Linked DNA regions of Homo sapiens: region 2 is linked to region 1. A link is an interaction called in ENCODE POLR2A ChIA-PET data of the cell type or tissue named here. Cell type or tissue: K562. All regions are shown on one strand. Links, peaks and the distances in the headings refer to the core of each region. The heading gives the core; the rest is flanking DNA.

What was found. Peaks named below come from ENCODE experiments on the same cell type or tissue, not always from the same donor. Only the 100,000 strongest peaks of a DNase experiment are listed, where the experiment ranks them.
Region 2: POLR2A ChIA-PET joins it to region 1 with 7 read pairs; 3 of 35 experiments call an interaction of 5 or more read pairs at or near these places.

The regions. Positions count from the first base shown.
Region 1 is chr19:16,607,714-16,615,509 of GRCh38, forward strand. All of the region lies in intron 1 of MED26 (mediator complex subunit 26), which reads right to left. Among named protein-coding and RNA genes, the nearest start is that of MED26, 17 kb to the right of the region's middle. In K562, for the core only: a CTCF peak has its summit at 4,736; a DNase peak (open chromatin) is centred at 4,396.
Region 2 is chr19:16,431,889-16,439,684 of GRCh38, forward strand. EPS15L1 (epidermal growth factor receptor pathway substrate 15 like 1) reads right to left here. Exons shown (of 24, transcript NM_001258374.3): 5 at 5,882-5,977; 6 at 5,049-5,111; 7 at 2,477-2,602. Among named protein-coding and RNA genes, the nearest start is that of EPS15L1, 36 kb to the right of the region's middle. In K562, for the core only: no CTCF peak of the experiment used is centred there; DNase peaks (open chromatin) are centred at 3,883, 4,223 and 4,493; H3K4me3 peaks cover 149 bases.

The sequences.
Region 1 (7,796 bases), core at 1,535-6,534:
CTTAAAACATTATGAGATTTTTTTTTAAGCTCATTGGCTATCATCAGTGTTAGTGTATTTTATGTGCAGCCCAAGACAATCCTTCTTCCAATGTGGCTCAGAGAAGCCAAAAGATTGGACACCCCGATCTAGAGCAAGTTGCATGATACCCTGCCTCCCCTTCAGGGCAGCTGGCTCCTCGTGAGCCAATGAGGGGTGCTAGACAGGGCCAATGGGAAACTACGATCACGAGAACTGTCCCAGCAGCCAGCTGCAAAGGCGCAGACACCATCTGGACAAGGAACCTGTCTGTGGCCTGAAGCCCGGCAAGCAGGCCAAGGGGCACCAGGGCCCTGGTGGGCAAGGCTCCAGGCCCAGGCCAGATCTCCGTCTGCACACGTTCCAATACATCTCCTCTTCTGGGGCCGCGAGCCTTCAGCATCCAAGCCAGGTAAGGGGCAGGGACTCTACCCAGGTGTGTGCTGGAGCCTGCTCACGCCAGCTTTACTGAGAGAGCAAGCCCGTGGTGACACTTTCAGGAATCAAAGGAGCCATTACTAACAATTACATTATATAAGCTTACAATAAGTTGTGATAAGAACAAAGGAGGAAGTTTTCAGTACTGTGTACTCAAAACTCATCACTTCCTACTTATTTTACCAAACTTAGTACTATCTAGGTTTCTGAGGTTATTCATGACTACTGTATGGGCATGGAGGACATGGTGTGCTACTGAGTCTCTTTCCCAACCTCACATTCAGTGATCTCATGTTAGTGGCTTGAAGCCAGCCATGGTGAGAGTATTTCCACCACAGAAATCAGTAAACACTATAAATCAGGGCTTGATTTTATGGGCTCCAAACTAGAAATCTGCAAACTCCTGGGCCATTCCATAACACTGTCTGTTTTTGTAAATGAAGATTTTACTTTTTTCATTTTACATGCTGTTTATTGAGGTAAAATTCACATTGACATAAATTAACCACATCAAGTTTTACTGGAACACAGTCACGCTCATTCACTCACATACTGTCTCTGGCTGCTTTTGTGCTACAAAGATAGCAGTACAACAGAAGCTCTACGGCCATATGGCCTGCAAAGATGAAAATATTTACTATCTGGCCCTTTACAAAAAGTTAGCCAACTCCTGGGGTTTAGACTTAAGAAAGTGATGGAGAAAATGTTAATAATGCAATTAAACTTAAAAAGCGTGTCATGCCTGAAGTCATTACATTGGGAACAGGACAATTGAGAAAATATTCTTATAGTACAGGTATTTGAAAACTATTATCTAATTCAGCAAAGACATCACTTGACTCATTAATACAAAGATATCGACCAGGCTGGTGCAGCGGCTCACACATGTGATCCCAGCACTTTGGGAGGCTGAGGCAGGTGGGTCACTTGAGGCCAGGAGTTCAAGACCAGCCTGGCCAAAATGCAGAAACCCTGTCTCTACTAAAAATACAAAAATTAGCCGGGTATGGTGGTGCACACCTATAGTCGCAGCTGCTTAGGGGGCAGCATGAGAATCACTTGAATCCGGGAGGTGGAGGTTGCAGCGAGCGGAGATTGCACCACCGGACTCCAGTCTGGGTGACAGAGCGAGACTCCGTCTCAAAAAAAAAAAAAAAAAAAAAAAAAAGAGAGAGAATAAGATATTAACCAAAGTCATGTCAAAACCAATCAGAAGCTGATACAAAAGCTCAGCAAAAATCAACGGAAGCAGCTGGTGAGAAGCAATTGGCTATATGGAACTGACAACAGTGTTGTATATTTCATTATTATTTGCAAATTATATGCCACCCATCCTTTATACTAGTAAAACTCATAAACTTACATGCATATTTACATATGTATATGTATGGATTTCTTTTCTTTTTCCTGAGAGCTGGTTGTCAAATTTTCACCAGCACACCACTGTCTATACCTTAGTATATGCCTTATGTAAATTAGAGCTTCATTATTTTGAAGTGCTTGAAATAGAGTCTGAATGAAACTAAAGTCCATTTGCATTATTGTATTTCAACATTACATATAAATGAAAAGATTAAAGAATCTGGATTTTTTAGAAATGCCAACTCATAAATTTTTCAATGTTTACTAAAAAAAATGCTTCCAAGTTTTATCACCTTCTTGTGCAAACAAAATTTCTCCACAACAATTATCAAAGTCAAGCAAAACAGAAACAAAAACAAAACCCACACCCTAACATATAAAAGTTATGTTCTTGGACACAAGCACTCTTTAAAAAAAAAAAAAAAAAAAAAAAAAGGCAATGTTATTTCAGTAATGTTATTCAAGCCGGGTGTGGTCGCTCACACATGTAACCCCAACCCTTTGGGATGCCAAGGCGGCCAGGAGTTCAAGACCAGCCTGGGCAACACAGCGAGACCGTCTCTATAAAAAATACAAAAATTAGTGAGGTGTGGTGGCTAGCACTTGTAGTTCCAGCTACTTGGGAGGCTGAGGCAGGAGGATCCCTTGAGCCCAGTAGCTCAAGGCTGTAGTGAGCTATGATTGCGCTATTGCACTCCAGCCTGGACAAGTAAAGTTTTTAGAGCAAGACTCTGTCTCTAAAAAATAATAATAATAAGCAAAACCTTGCCTCTAAAAATAATAATAATCATAATGTTATTCAACACAAGTTCAGTATTAACTATGCTCCCTAACACCCTGTATTTTATTTTCCTTATAATTTCTTTTTTTTTTTTTTCAAGACTGAGTTTTGCTCTTGTTGCCCAGGCTGGAGTGCAATGGTGTGATCTCGGCTCACCACAACCTCCGCCTCCCAGGTTCAAGCAATTCTCCTGCCTCAGCCTCCTGGTAGCTGGGATTACAAGCATTAGCCACCACGCCCAGCTCATTTTGTATTTTTAGTAGAGATGGGGTTTCCCCATGTTGGTCAGGCTGGTCTCAAACTCCCGAACTCAGGTGATCCGCCCGCCTCAGCCTCCCAAAGTGCTGGGATTACAGGTTACAGGCGTGAGCCACCATCCTTATAATTTCTATGGTAGAAACAGCACATGCACTTTCCCCTAGTCTCGCCTCCAAATTACCCATTGCACCCTGTGGATGCCACTGTTTCCTATGTGTGCCATGACATGGAAGGCTGAAAGCAGTGTGACAGCAGGAGGGCATGGGCTCTGTATAATGGGTGGCCAGGAGAGGCCTGAAGAAGTCCGACTGTCACAAGAACTGGATGAGGGAGAAGGTTCTCCCACAAGAATGAGGGCAAGGGTTCAAGTTAAGCTGAGAAAGGAAAGAAGGGCCCAAGGCCTGTAGCATGTGTAGATCATGACAATAAGGAATGTGGGCGTCTATTCTAAGGGTGATGGAAAACCACTGAAGGATGTGAAGTGACAGTGGTGTCATCTGCTTATCGGTATGGAAGGGACAGGACCAAGAGGGAAATGGCCAGGGTTGGACTCGAGATGGAGGGCAGAGGAGGGCTGGAGAACATGCATCCTGGCAGTAGCCCCCGGGCCTCACAGGTGGAGTAGGTGACTAAGGTGAGAGGAAGGCAGAGGCATGGACCACTCCAGGGTGTTTAGCAGAGCCATGGGGTGTGGCTTCACTGACTGTGTGGAGAAAACCAGGTGTTGTCCAGTCATTTTTGGTGGGATGGACCTCTGGGAACATGAAGAACATGACTGGTGGCCTTGACTGGAGTGTTATGTTGCACACTAGTGTTCTGAACCTTCCGGAAACGTATGAGAGGGGAACTAATCCTCTCCACTGATTGCAGTACATAGAGGCCCGCAATCCACTCCACAGCCGATTGCTCTCTATAGTGCTCAAGTGCTCTTCAGGCTAGAGCAGCCTACTTTTATTTTCATTTTTTTACAGTTTAATTGAAAAGACAATGGAGCATAGGGGAAAACAAACCAACCCATTCCCCCTGCCCCAACCAACACAAGTGCTTCCATTTTACCCCAAGTTCTAGTTCTTTAGGCATCCAGCCTATCCAGATGCCTGAGTCACAAAACCACTCCTTTCCCCCTCATGGTAAGGCCTGCCCATTTTTCTATAGAGCCTTCAGAATCACGCTTTCGGCTATAGGCTATTTGACTCTGTGGATGCACCATGATTCTGAAGCTTCTCCCATGCTGTTTAAAAATAAACTTCATTAAAAAAAAAAGAAGTAAATGGAGACAAGGTCTTGTTATGTTGGTCAGTCTGGTCTTGAACTCCTTGCCTCAAGCGATCCTGCCACCTTGGCCTCCCAAAGTGTTGGGATTACAGGCGTGAGCCACCAAGCTCAGCCTGTAAATAAACTTCCAAGAGTAAAATTACTGGGTCACAGGACATGAGCATGTCTATGCCTCTTGCTACATAAATAGTTTCCAAGAGGGTGACAGTGGCTCTGAGCTCCTGCCAACAGGGTGATGCAGGTTGTTGGGGGTGGGGTAGGAGATAGGCCGGGAGAGATAAAACAGCAACCCGCTGGCTTAACATCCAGTCTTGATTACCCACCAAGGCCATTCTGCCCACATGTTTTTGTGCAAGGTATATGTTCCAGGTATCAATTACGTCAACATTTTTCTGTCCAGTAAAATCTTGGAGATCTTATGATTATGATTACTTTTTGTGTGTTTGGTTTTTTTCTTGAGACAGGGTCTCGCTCTATCACCCAAGCTGGAGTGCAGTAGCGTGATCTTGGCTCACCCTAGCCTCAGCCTACACAGCTCAAGCGATCCTCCCACCTCAGCCTCCCGAGTAGCTGGGACTACAGGCACATGCCACCAGCCCCACCTAATGTTTGTGATTTCTACTACAGACAAGGTGTCACTATGTTGCCAAGGTTGGTCTCAAACTCCTTGCCTCAAGCGATCCTCCCACCTCGGTCTCCCAAAGTGCTGGGATTACAGGCTGGAGCCACCATGCCTAGCCACAATTGTTGATTCTAAAGTATGTCTCTACACAGGAAGAATATTGGCTATTGCTTCTGAAAGGCAGCTTCATGTGCACAAAGTTGTATTTTGATCATCCCCACCTGCAACTGCAGCACAGAGAGATTTGGAAAAGTACAGGCAGCTTTTAAACCTGCTTGTGAATTTCAGCCTAAGCACCTCTTCCAAGGAAGAGGCTCTGGACCCTGACGTCTGGGATTTTGTTCTACAACCAATTTCTTCCTGTTTTCCCCCGAGGGAGCATTTAGAAATGTGTAAATTATGCAATGTTGTCTTGTAACTGCTCCTTGCTGACACTAAAGGAAAGACTACCCTTGAAAAAGAACAGCATTTGTGAAAATCAAAGTTCAGTATCTACAAACTCATCTAGGGGTGTAATACCCCCTAGCTCCTGAAAAGTCGAGAAGGGGCTTATACATGTTTAGTACCTACTAGGTACTAAATTTCCTTTCAGGCACTGTTTACCTTTAGTAGGATAGGGACGTCCTCACTTTATAGAGAGTATTAATAGCACTGATAAATATTTGATGTGATTTGTCCAAGGACATATAACTTGGAGACGGAGCTGTAGAGATTCGAATCCAGGTCTAATTCCCAAACTCTTACATATTAAATACTTTTCTTTCTTTCCATCTTTCTTTCTTTGGGAGGAGGGGAGAGGAGGCTTAGAGGATTTCTAGTTGATTGTTAAACCTATTCATCAACCTACTCATAAGAAATGAAAAGCCTCCCTTCTCCACAAGAAAAGACCTCATCAACTGGAGCTGACATGGCTCAAAGGCTCTAGAGATGTCAGAGGCCGTGTCTGGCTGGGGAAGGGACACGGGATCCTCTGCACTCCACAGCAGCTCAGGCACAAACTCCCCCACTTCCGAGGTGGAAAAAGACAGCAGAGTCCCCAGCTCTCTACCCAAGGCGCTTGACGGGCACTGTCTAGGTGGCACTGGCTTCACATGCATCCCCCTTCCCTCTACAGTGGGCAGCAGTGTTATCTCCGGATGAAAGCAAAGGCTCTGAGGGCAGAAGGAGTCGGGCTCACAGCTGTGCAGTGCCAGCGACCTAACCTCACTATGCTTCAGTTTCCTGAATCAGCCCATCTATAAAATGGGATAATTCTTAGCACAGAGTGAGCACACAGTAAGAGTTGATGCTGCTGTCCTTGCAACCATTTCTGTTATGGCCCCAGGATAAAGTCCTTATAGTCCCTTATAGATTTACACCAAAGGATGTCGAGCCCTTGGTTTGTGAAGTGGGACTGGTAACTAGATTCAATGAGATCCATGCCCTGGGCTTGGTGACAGAATCAATGATGGAGTTAAAATCCTCACTTCCCCCCTTCCAACCGCATGGCCTCAGGAAGACAACATCCCAAACTCATCTGTCACAGGAAGACAGTACCAGCATCTTCATGATCAGGGTGACTAAATGGAGGCTAGGCATTGTGCCAGGCTCTCAACATACCTCAAGCCCCACAGGATGGTATCACCAGGTGATGGCAACACCAGCTCCATGTCACAAGTAAAAAGACTGAGGCTCGGAGACATTAAGTGATCTGCTCCAAGGTCACCAAAGTAGAAGCAGCTGAGAAGGACCTGAAGCCTTCCAGCTAAGGTCCAGAAGCTGTGCTAAGGGTAGTGTCTGGCCCGGCGCACGGTCTCACACCTGTAATTCCAGCACTCTGGGAGGCCGAAGCAGGCAGATCGCTTGAGCTCAGGAATTTGAGACCAGCCTGGGCAACATGGTGAAACCCCAACTCTACAAAAATTACAAAAAATTAGCTGGGTGTGGTAGCGTGTGTCTGTAGTCTTAGCTACTCAGAAGGCTGAGGTAGGAGGATCACTTGAGCCGGGGACGTAGAGGTTGCAGTGAGCCGATTGTGCCACTGCACTCCAGCCTGGGTGACAGAGTAAGACCCCATTTCAAAATAAAATAAAATAAAATAAAAAGGTGGGGGGTGGGTGGGGAGTGTCTGCCCAGGCCTGGAGGGAGGAGGCACGTGCAGGCTCATGTGGGCCTGAGGGGTTCACCAGGCCACTGGGTCCTGTCGACGGCTTCTGGAATCCCCAAACCTAACGGAACTGAGCGATACACACAGGACAGGCTCAGCGCCTGGGTGCAGACCATGCCAGTATGGCTCCAACAGACCCCTCGAACCATGGGAGGAATCCAAAGGGCTGAAGGTTGGAGAGAGCCAAGTAACCATCACAGGAAGGGGGCTTCCTCCAGGGGTCTGGCCAAATCCAGCCGCAGCCACCTCAACCCCAATACTAATCAGCTAAATGACTAAGCCCCACTAAGCCTGAATTCTTACCCCCAAGCCCAACTGGGTCCTCCCAGGTTAGGCAATGCTACTTCTGTAATCTGAAGTCAGAAATGGACCCACATCCATTTGTAAACTGGTCACTGGCCCTAACAGAATGAATGGCTCTCTAAATACCAGCAAGAAAACAACCAACCAGTCTTTGCTTCAAGGGGAATGGGGGTGGGGGAAATGACAGGCAAGTCAGACCGGTTACAGGAAGCACTGCGGGAAAGATCAGACCAGGATGCCTGCAATAGTCAGAAGACAGGGATGCTTATGGAGGCTCTGGACCCTGAGACCAGAGAGGCAAGGAGGGAGAGAGGGCAGGTGATCAGGTGGGGTGCACAAAAAGGTCAGGAGCTGACTGATGAGCAGCTGAGCATGGCTGGAGCAGGAGAGGAATAAGAAGGGCTACCTGACCCAGAGCCTGGGGCACAATGTGCTCAGATGATTCTTTACTGACTCTCTCAGTTGCAAGTGAGGGAAAAGTCAGCTCAAATGGGTTTTATCAAGAAAGGAAACCACAGGCTCACTTAGCTTAAAAATTTGGGGCAGCCAGGCGTGGGGACTCACGCCTGTCATTCATCCCAGCACTTTGGGAG
Region 2 (7,796 bases), core at 1,536-6,535, 180 kb before region 1:
CATGGTTTGTTGAACTGTGCAAGCTCACTTATGCTTGTATTTTTCTAACCAAACGTGGATACAAAATACAGTAGTCGTGGGACGTGAAACCCGAATATACAGAGGGCCGACTTTTGTATGTGCAGGACTGATTGCAGGACTTGAGTATGCGTACATTTCGGTGTATGATAGGGGCCCTGGAACCAATCCCCCTAAGTATACCAAGGGACAACTGTACTTTTAGTTAACAGAAACAAATTGAGGCTTTTAAAATTAATTAATTTGGCCAGGCACGGTGGCTCACGCTTGTAATCCTTGCACTTTGGGAGGCCGAGGCAGGTGGATCACCTGAGGTCAGGAGTTCAAGACTAGCCTGACCAACATGGTGAAACCCCATCTCTATTAAAAATACAAAAATTGGCTGGGCATGGTGGCTCACACCTGCAATCCCAGCACTTTGGGAGGCCAAGGCAGGCGGATAATGAGGTCAGGAGATCGAGACCATCCTGGCTGACATGGTGAAACCCCATCTCTACTAAAAATATGAAAAATTAGCCAGGCGTGGTGGCGGGCGCCTGTAGTCCCAGCTACTTGGGAGGCTGAGGCAGGAGAACGGCGTGAACCCAGGAGGCGGAGCTTGCAGTGAGCAGAGATTGCGCCACTGTACTCCAGCCTGGGCAACAGAGCGAGACTCTGTCTCAAATAAATAAATAAATAAATAAATACAAATACAAATACAAATACAAATACAAAAATTAGCCGGCTGTTGTGGTGCATGCCTGTAATCCCAGCTACTCGGGAGGCTGAGGCAGGAGAATTGCTTGAACCTGGGAGGAAAGGTTGCAGTGAGCTGAGATCATGCCACTGCACTCCAGCCTGGGTGACAGAGCGAGACTCTGTCTCACAAACAAAACAAAACAAAACAAAAAATTAATTATTATTATTATTTTTTTAAACAGAGTCTCAATCCGGTTGCCCTGGCTGGAGTGCCATGGCACGATCTCAGCTTATTGCAGCCTCGACTTCCCAGGCTCAGGTGTGATTCTCCCACCTCAACCTCTAGAGTAGCTGGGACTACAGTCACGCACCACCACACCTGGCTAGTTTTTTGTATTTTTTTTTCAGTAGGGATGGGGTTTCACCATATTGCCCAAGCTGGACTCAAACTCCTGGACTCAAGTAATCTGCCCGCCCCAGCCTCCCAAAGTGCTGGGATTACAGGCATGAGCCGCCACACCAGCCTAAATTGAGGGTTTTTTTTGTTTTTGTTTTTGTTTTGAGACAGAGTCTCGCTCTGTTGCCCTGGCTGGAGTGCAGTGGTGCAATCTCAGCTCACTGCAATCTCCACCTCCTGGGTTCAAACGATTCTCCTGTCTCAGCCTCCCAAGTGTCTGGGATTACAGGCGAACACCACCACACCTGGCTAATTTTTGTATTTTTTTTTAGTAGAGACAGGGTTTCACCATGTTGGCCAGGCTGTTCTCGAACTCCTGACCTCAAGTTATCCACCCACCTCGGCCTCCCAAAGTGCTGGGATTACGGGCGTGAGCCACCGCACCAGGCTAAGACTTTCTTTAAAGAGAATGCATAAAATTTTTCCTAAATTTGCAGCAGAGTTGAAAATACTTTTACCTTGAGCTTTATCAGAAGAAAAAGAGTAATTAATAGTAGAAAAGAGCCAGGAGTGGTGGTGCTCTTGCAGTCCCAGTTACTCCAGAGGCTGAGGTGGGAGGATGGCTTCAGCCTGGCAGTTCGAGACCAGCCTGGGCAACACAGTGAGACCCCATCTCTAAAAACTCAAAAAAAGAAATAAAAAAGCCCGGGTGTGGTGGCTCACGCCTGTAATCCCAGCACTTTGGGAGGCCGAGGCGGGTGAATCTGAGATAGGAGTTTGGGACCAGCCTGGCCAACATGGTAAAACACCATCTCTACTATAAATACAAAAATTAGCTGGGCGTGGTGGCATGCACCTGTAATCCCAGCTACTTGGGAGGTTGAGGCATGAGAATTGCTTGAACCGGGGAGGCAGAGGTTGCAGTGAGCCGAGATCGTGCCACTGCACTCCAGCCTAGGCAACAGAGCAAGACTCCATCTCATAAATAAATAAATAAATAAATAAATAAATAAATAGACACAGACACACATTCCCACATTCAGCACAATGGAAAGGGGGAAAGCCCAAGTTGGGGAGCTTAAGACTGAGCTCTACTGGTCCCAAAGCCCCAGGCAGCAATTTCACTTCTGAGTCCACCTCCTCATCTGTGAAGTGGAAGGATTCTGGCACCTTCCCCAGGGACTGGGTGAACACTGTAAGCCACACCCTAGGAAGCCCTGAGCCAGCTGGGGCTGGACCCACAGGAGCGCTGATGAAAGCCCCTGATGGCACAGGGAGAAAACAGAGCAAGAGCCTTGTAAGCACCATGGGGAAAGAGAACAGTGGCGCCCACACACAGCAGGGACACTGAGTGCAGAAGAACCAAGCCCGTGGCCCACTTACCCTGCCCAGGACATCAAGAGGCAGCTTTGAGTTCATGAGGACTGGCTTGACTTTGTCTCCAGAGAGCAAACCATTGATGGGCAAGAGGCTTTCAAAAATCCCATCAAATTTGGCCTTTTCTTCCACCTAGTTGGAAAGAAATAGCCCGAGTAAGTAGGAGAGCACACCTGTGTGAATGTCCAGACCGAGCTCTGACCGAAAGCCAAGTGAAAATGGCCACGGACCCATCATCACCCTTGGCTAAAAGCACAAAATGATCTTAGAACAGTCTTGGCCCCTTGGTTTCCAAAGTGAACATATACCCTGAAGGAAATAACGTTATGGCAACCTCGGATCTGGGAGCCAAGGTCCTCAGGAGGGAGGCCCTGGCCCCGGGTCTTGTCCTTCGTCCTAGCTGCTGCCTGAGTGTGGCAGGAGTCTCCCATGGTGGGGCAGTGTCTTTGCAGGGAGACAAAGATCAGTCTCACCTGCCTCCAAGGAGCCCACTTGTACCAGAAAGACAAAAGTGTGAGCAGATGTTAGTGCTTGAGCAAATAATTATCAAAATCAACTTAAAGTACAGGAAGTCCTCTTTTTTTTTTTTTTTTTCTTTTTTTGAGACAAAAATCTTGCTCTGTTGCCCAGGCTGGAGTGTAGTGGCACAATCTCAGCTCACTGCAACTTCCGACTCCCAGGTTCAAGCAATTCTCGTGCCTCAGCACTCGTACCTCCCGAGTAGCTGGGATCACAGGCATGCGCCACCAGGCCCGGCTAATTTTTGTATTTTTTGTAGAGATGGTGTTTCAACATGATGGCCGGGTTGGTCTTGAACTCCTGGCCTCAAGTGATCCGCCTGCCTCGGCCTCCCAAAGTGCTGGGATTACAGGTGTGAGCCACCAAGCCCAGCCACATACAGGAAGCCCTCCATTTCTAATGGTAAATAAATTAATACGTAAATAGGAATAGCTCTTCATGAACAGAGGGAAGGTACAGCATTAGGATGGGGAGTCACAGTTCCTGCTGTTCTGAAAGACATAGGGCAGGCAGCCCGTAAAAGGGGCCATGAGTGAGGCAGTGGCTTCCAGTCTGTTCCACCCTCCAAAGGAAACTTAACATTCCTGAACTGTACACTTAGAAATGGTTAAGATGGTAAATGTTACATGATGTGTCTTTCAACCACAATAAAAATTTTTTAATTTTTAAAAGACAAAAACCAAGACAGAGCCCTCAGTCACAGAGATGAGATCACCGGCAGACACCGCATGCTTTCACAGCTGTTGGTGCTAAGAAGCTGAGCGCTGCAGGTCTTTCTCGGGGGCCTGGGATCCTCTCCTGGCCATCGGACTTGCTGACTCAGTGCCTTCAGAAGCCCAGAAATGTTCACAACGGAAACAAACACTTGGCACTTCGGGCTTGTTCTTTCTGACTGTGGCTGTGAATGGAATGCAGAATCTCTCTCGACCACAGTACACCCCAATTACAGCATCTGGTCCTGTGCTCCCTGACTCCTCTCTGCGAGGTCCCCAGGCCCCTCAGTCCCAGCTCTTCCAGTGAGGCCTGGACATAACCCCTGGTGGAAAAGAGCCATCACATTTTAAAGTATAAGATCTCTTGGCACTGTTTCCCATGACAAAGTAGCTCTTTTTCAAAGTCCACACAATGCGCTGGGTGACAGGGAGAAACCCTTCACCACAGTGATTGCCACTGGCAAAGTGCTTGATGACAGAGGTGACTGCATGACTCCTCAGTCACATGACATATCTTCATGTCCTCTCCCTGCACAGATACCCCCACCCAGCCCATGACCTCTCCAAGAAGGGAGCAAACCAACCGTGTAAACATGGGACGAAAGTGCTTGGGACCTTTATTTGAGAGCAAGAGTGTTATTCATGTCAGGATTTAAGCCACATAAACGTGAGGAAATGTGACAGTCTGAAAGTGAAGGGAAGGTGAGGAGGCCTGATGTTACTTGGAGGGACCATGCTCACTTCCTTTAGAAGGAATTCTGTACTTAGAAGACAGCCCTCGTTTTTTTTCTTCTTTCTGGACGCAGTAGCTTATCTTTCCAGCCACAACATCCTCTGTTTTAAAAATAACACTTCAAGTGCTGAGAGAGGCTTTTCACAAAGCAATCAGAACATCAGGGAGGAAAGAATGGTAACATGCAAAGTGGCTGGAAAGAAGCGAGAAAGCAAGGGACACATTTGGGGGTCCACGTGCTTGCAAGCTCTCACCGTTTCCTCTTCTATTCTGAATAACCAACACAAGCAGCAAAAACCACAGAATGTGACCTAAAGATGCAAGATTTAAACTGCAGCCCTTTAATAATCCAACTCCTGACACTTAGTTGTCCAGGTAGGCAACTCCCAATTCCAGTGAAGGGCCACAGCCTTTGTAAAAGGTGTTCATTAGAAGAGGCGTTTCATCCAAGTGCTGTGGCCACTCACACTGAGACAGAAGAGCTGACACAATCATCCTATAAAATGTTCTGAACAACATCAAACTAGAACAATTCCAGAACAATTCTAGAACAACTGCTGGAACAATTCTATCTGAAGGAGAGCCAAGGAGGGAGCTATTCCCGTTCACTTACCCTCACAGCCCAGTGGGCCTCTGCAGAGGGCGGTGTGACCATCAGAGGGCTGCTGGTGTCGTGCTGAGAAGAGAGAGAAACATTCCTTTGTGGCTGGCACAGAATTAAATCATAGGTGGGTGGGTTTGCTGAAAAGGATACACGTTTCAAAGTGCTTTCAAAAAAGGGAAGACTTCACAAAGTTAAACACAGAATCACCACATGACCCAGCAATTCCACTCCTACGTATTGACCCAAATGAATTAAAAACGGATGTCCAAACAAATCCTTGTACATGAATGCTGGTAGCAGCACTATTCACAACAGTCAAAAGGGTGGAAATAACCCACATGTCCAGAGAGATGAATGGATAAAGATGTGGTCCATCCAGTAAATGGAATATGGAAACACTGATCCATTCTACAACATGGATGAACCCTGAAAACACGATGCTGAGAGAGAGGCCAGACACAAAAGACCATGTTAGAGAATTCCATTGATAGGAAATGTCCAGAACAGGCAAATCCATTGACAGAAATAAAATTAGTGGTTGCCAGCGACTGGGAGGGGGAGACAAGGAGTGATTACTTAATGTGGATGGGGTCTCCTTGCGGAGGGATGAAAAAGTTCTGGAGCTAGACAGAGGTAATGAAGACACAACACTGTAAATGCACTAAATACCACTAAATAGTTCACTTTAAAATTATTAATTTTCTATTATGTGAATTTCACCACAATAAAAGGGGAAGGCTAGAGAAAACATGGAAATATACATGCACATACACACATGCACATACACACACACACACATCTGGTATTAGAAGAATGTGAACTTGAAGGACTTGGACACTCACAAATTTAGGCGGTGGCATGCTCAAATTCAGATTGCTCAAGGTAACTTCATGGCCACTCTGTGCACAGGCCACCAGTCTCAGTGCAACATAGAAACCCTGCAAGTCCAAAGAAAGGGAAGGAGTAAACAGCATATCGCCAGTGAGGGTAGGGGGAGCTGTCTCTAACAGCAGGCTTCAGGGAAAGAGGATGTGCACTTCAACAATGAAGGCCGTCCGTGCAAAAACCCCTTGGAGCGTTGGGCTGAACTGGACTCACCTTGGGGACATCGCTTAAATGAATACACTAAAATGGACTTATCCTGGCCAGGTGTGGTGGCTCATGTCTGTAATCCTAGCACTTTGGGAGACCGAGGCAGGTGGATCACCTGAGGTCAGGAGTTCGAGACCAGCCTGGCCAACATGGCGAAACCTCATTTCTACTAAAAACATAAAAATCAGCCAGGCGTGGTGGCAGGTGCCTGAAATCCCAGCTACTTGGGAGGCTGAGGCAGGAGAATCACTTGAACCCAGAGGGTGGAGGCTGCAGTGAGCCAAGATCATGCCACTTCACTCCAGGCTGGGCAAAAAGAGCAAAACTCCGTCTCAAAATAAATAAATAAAATAAAATAAAATGGACTTATTCCACTGCATCTGGAAATCTGTAAAATTTCAGATGCATATATTTTCCAAAAACTATGAGCTCCCAACATTTAGGAAATGTTAGGTTGTATAAAGCAACAAAATTAAACATGGTTAAGGTTACGAATGATGGACCAAATATGTGCCGAATTTTTGTTTGTTTTAGAGATAGGGTCTCACTCTGTCACCCAGAGTGCAGTGGCGCAATCACAGCTCACTGCAACCTCAAACTCATGGGCTCAAGCGATCCTCCTGCCTCAGCCTCCTGAGTAGCTGGGACCACAGGTGTGCACCACTATGCCCAGCTAAGTTTTTATTTATTTTTTTAGAGGTGGGATCTCACTATGTTGCCCAGGCTGGTCTCAAATTCCTGTCCTCCTGCCTTAGCTTCCTGAGTAGCTAGGATTACAGGTATGAGCCACTGCACCTGGCTATGTGTTGAATTTTTTTTAAAGCAGTCGTAAATACACACGGTTGGTCAGAAACTCATATCTGTGGTTCACCACGATCCCCTCGGCCTCGTTGAATGGAACATCCCCTGCCCACCCCCAGTGGCCTGACGTGGACCCCACCTAGACACGGGAAGGAAGTTGAACTAGGCTGTCAGGTGCCTCCCTCCTAACCCAGGACCCACCACACAAAGGCTCAGTGGACTTGTGAGGGATCACTTAGCTTGTTTTTTTTCTGTTTTTTTTTTTTTTTATTAACTGGCCTAAGAACATGGATACTTTTAAAGCTATAAATACTGTTAACAGTTTTAAAAGTGTCTTCAAAGAGGTAAGTGCTAGGATCGGCCTTTCTCAGCCTGCTGTCCTCAGAAGCCCTTGCAGAGTGTAGAGGATCATAAGAGGGTTTTGAGAAAAGGGGACCTTTCATCCCTGCAAGGTCTGAGAAAAGAGAAAAATTAATAAATAGTAAAGAAAAAAAGAAAAAGGAATTAAGTAAGTTTAGAGGAACTGCATTAAGCAAAGTCAAATTTATTTTCCATAGGAATTCTCAGAACTTTTAACATGCAGACATGAGGCCGGGCACGGTGGCTCATGCCTATAATCCCAGCACTTAGGGAGGCCAAGATGGGAGGATTGCTTGAGCACAGGAGTTTGAGACCAACCTGGGCATAGTGAGACCTCGTCTCTACAAAAAAAATAATAAAAATTAGCCAGGTGTGGCAGTGTGTGCCTGTGGCCTCAGGTACACGAGAGGCTGAGGCAGAAGATCACTTGAACCCAGAAGATCGAGGCTGCAGTAAGCAGTGATCGCACCACTGCACTCCAGCCTGGGCAACAGAGCGAGGCTC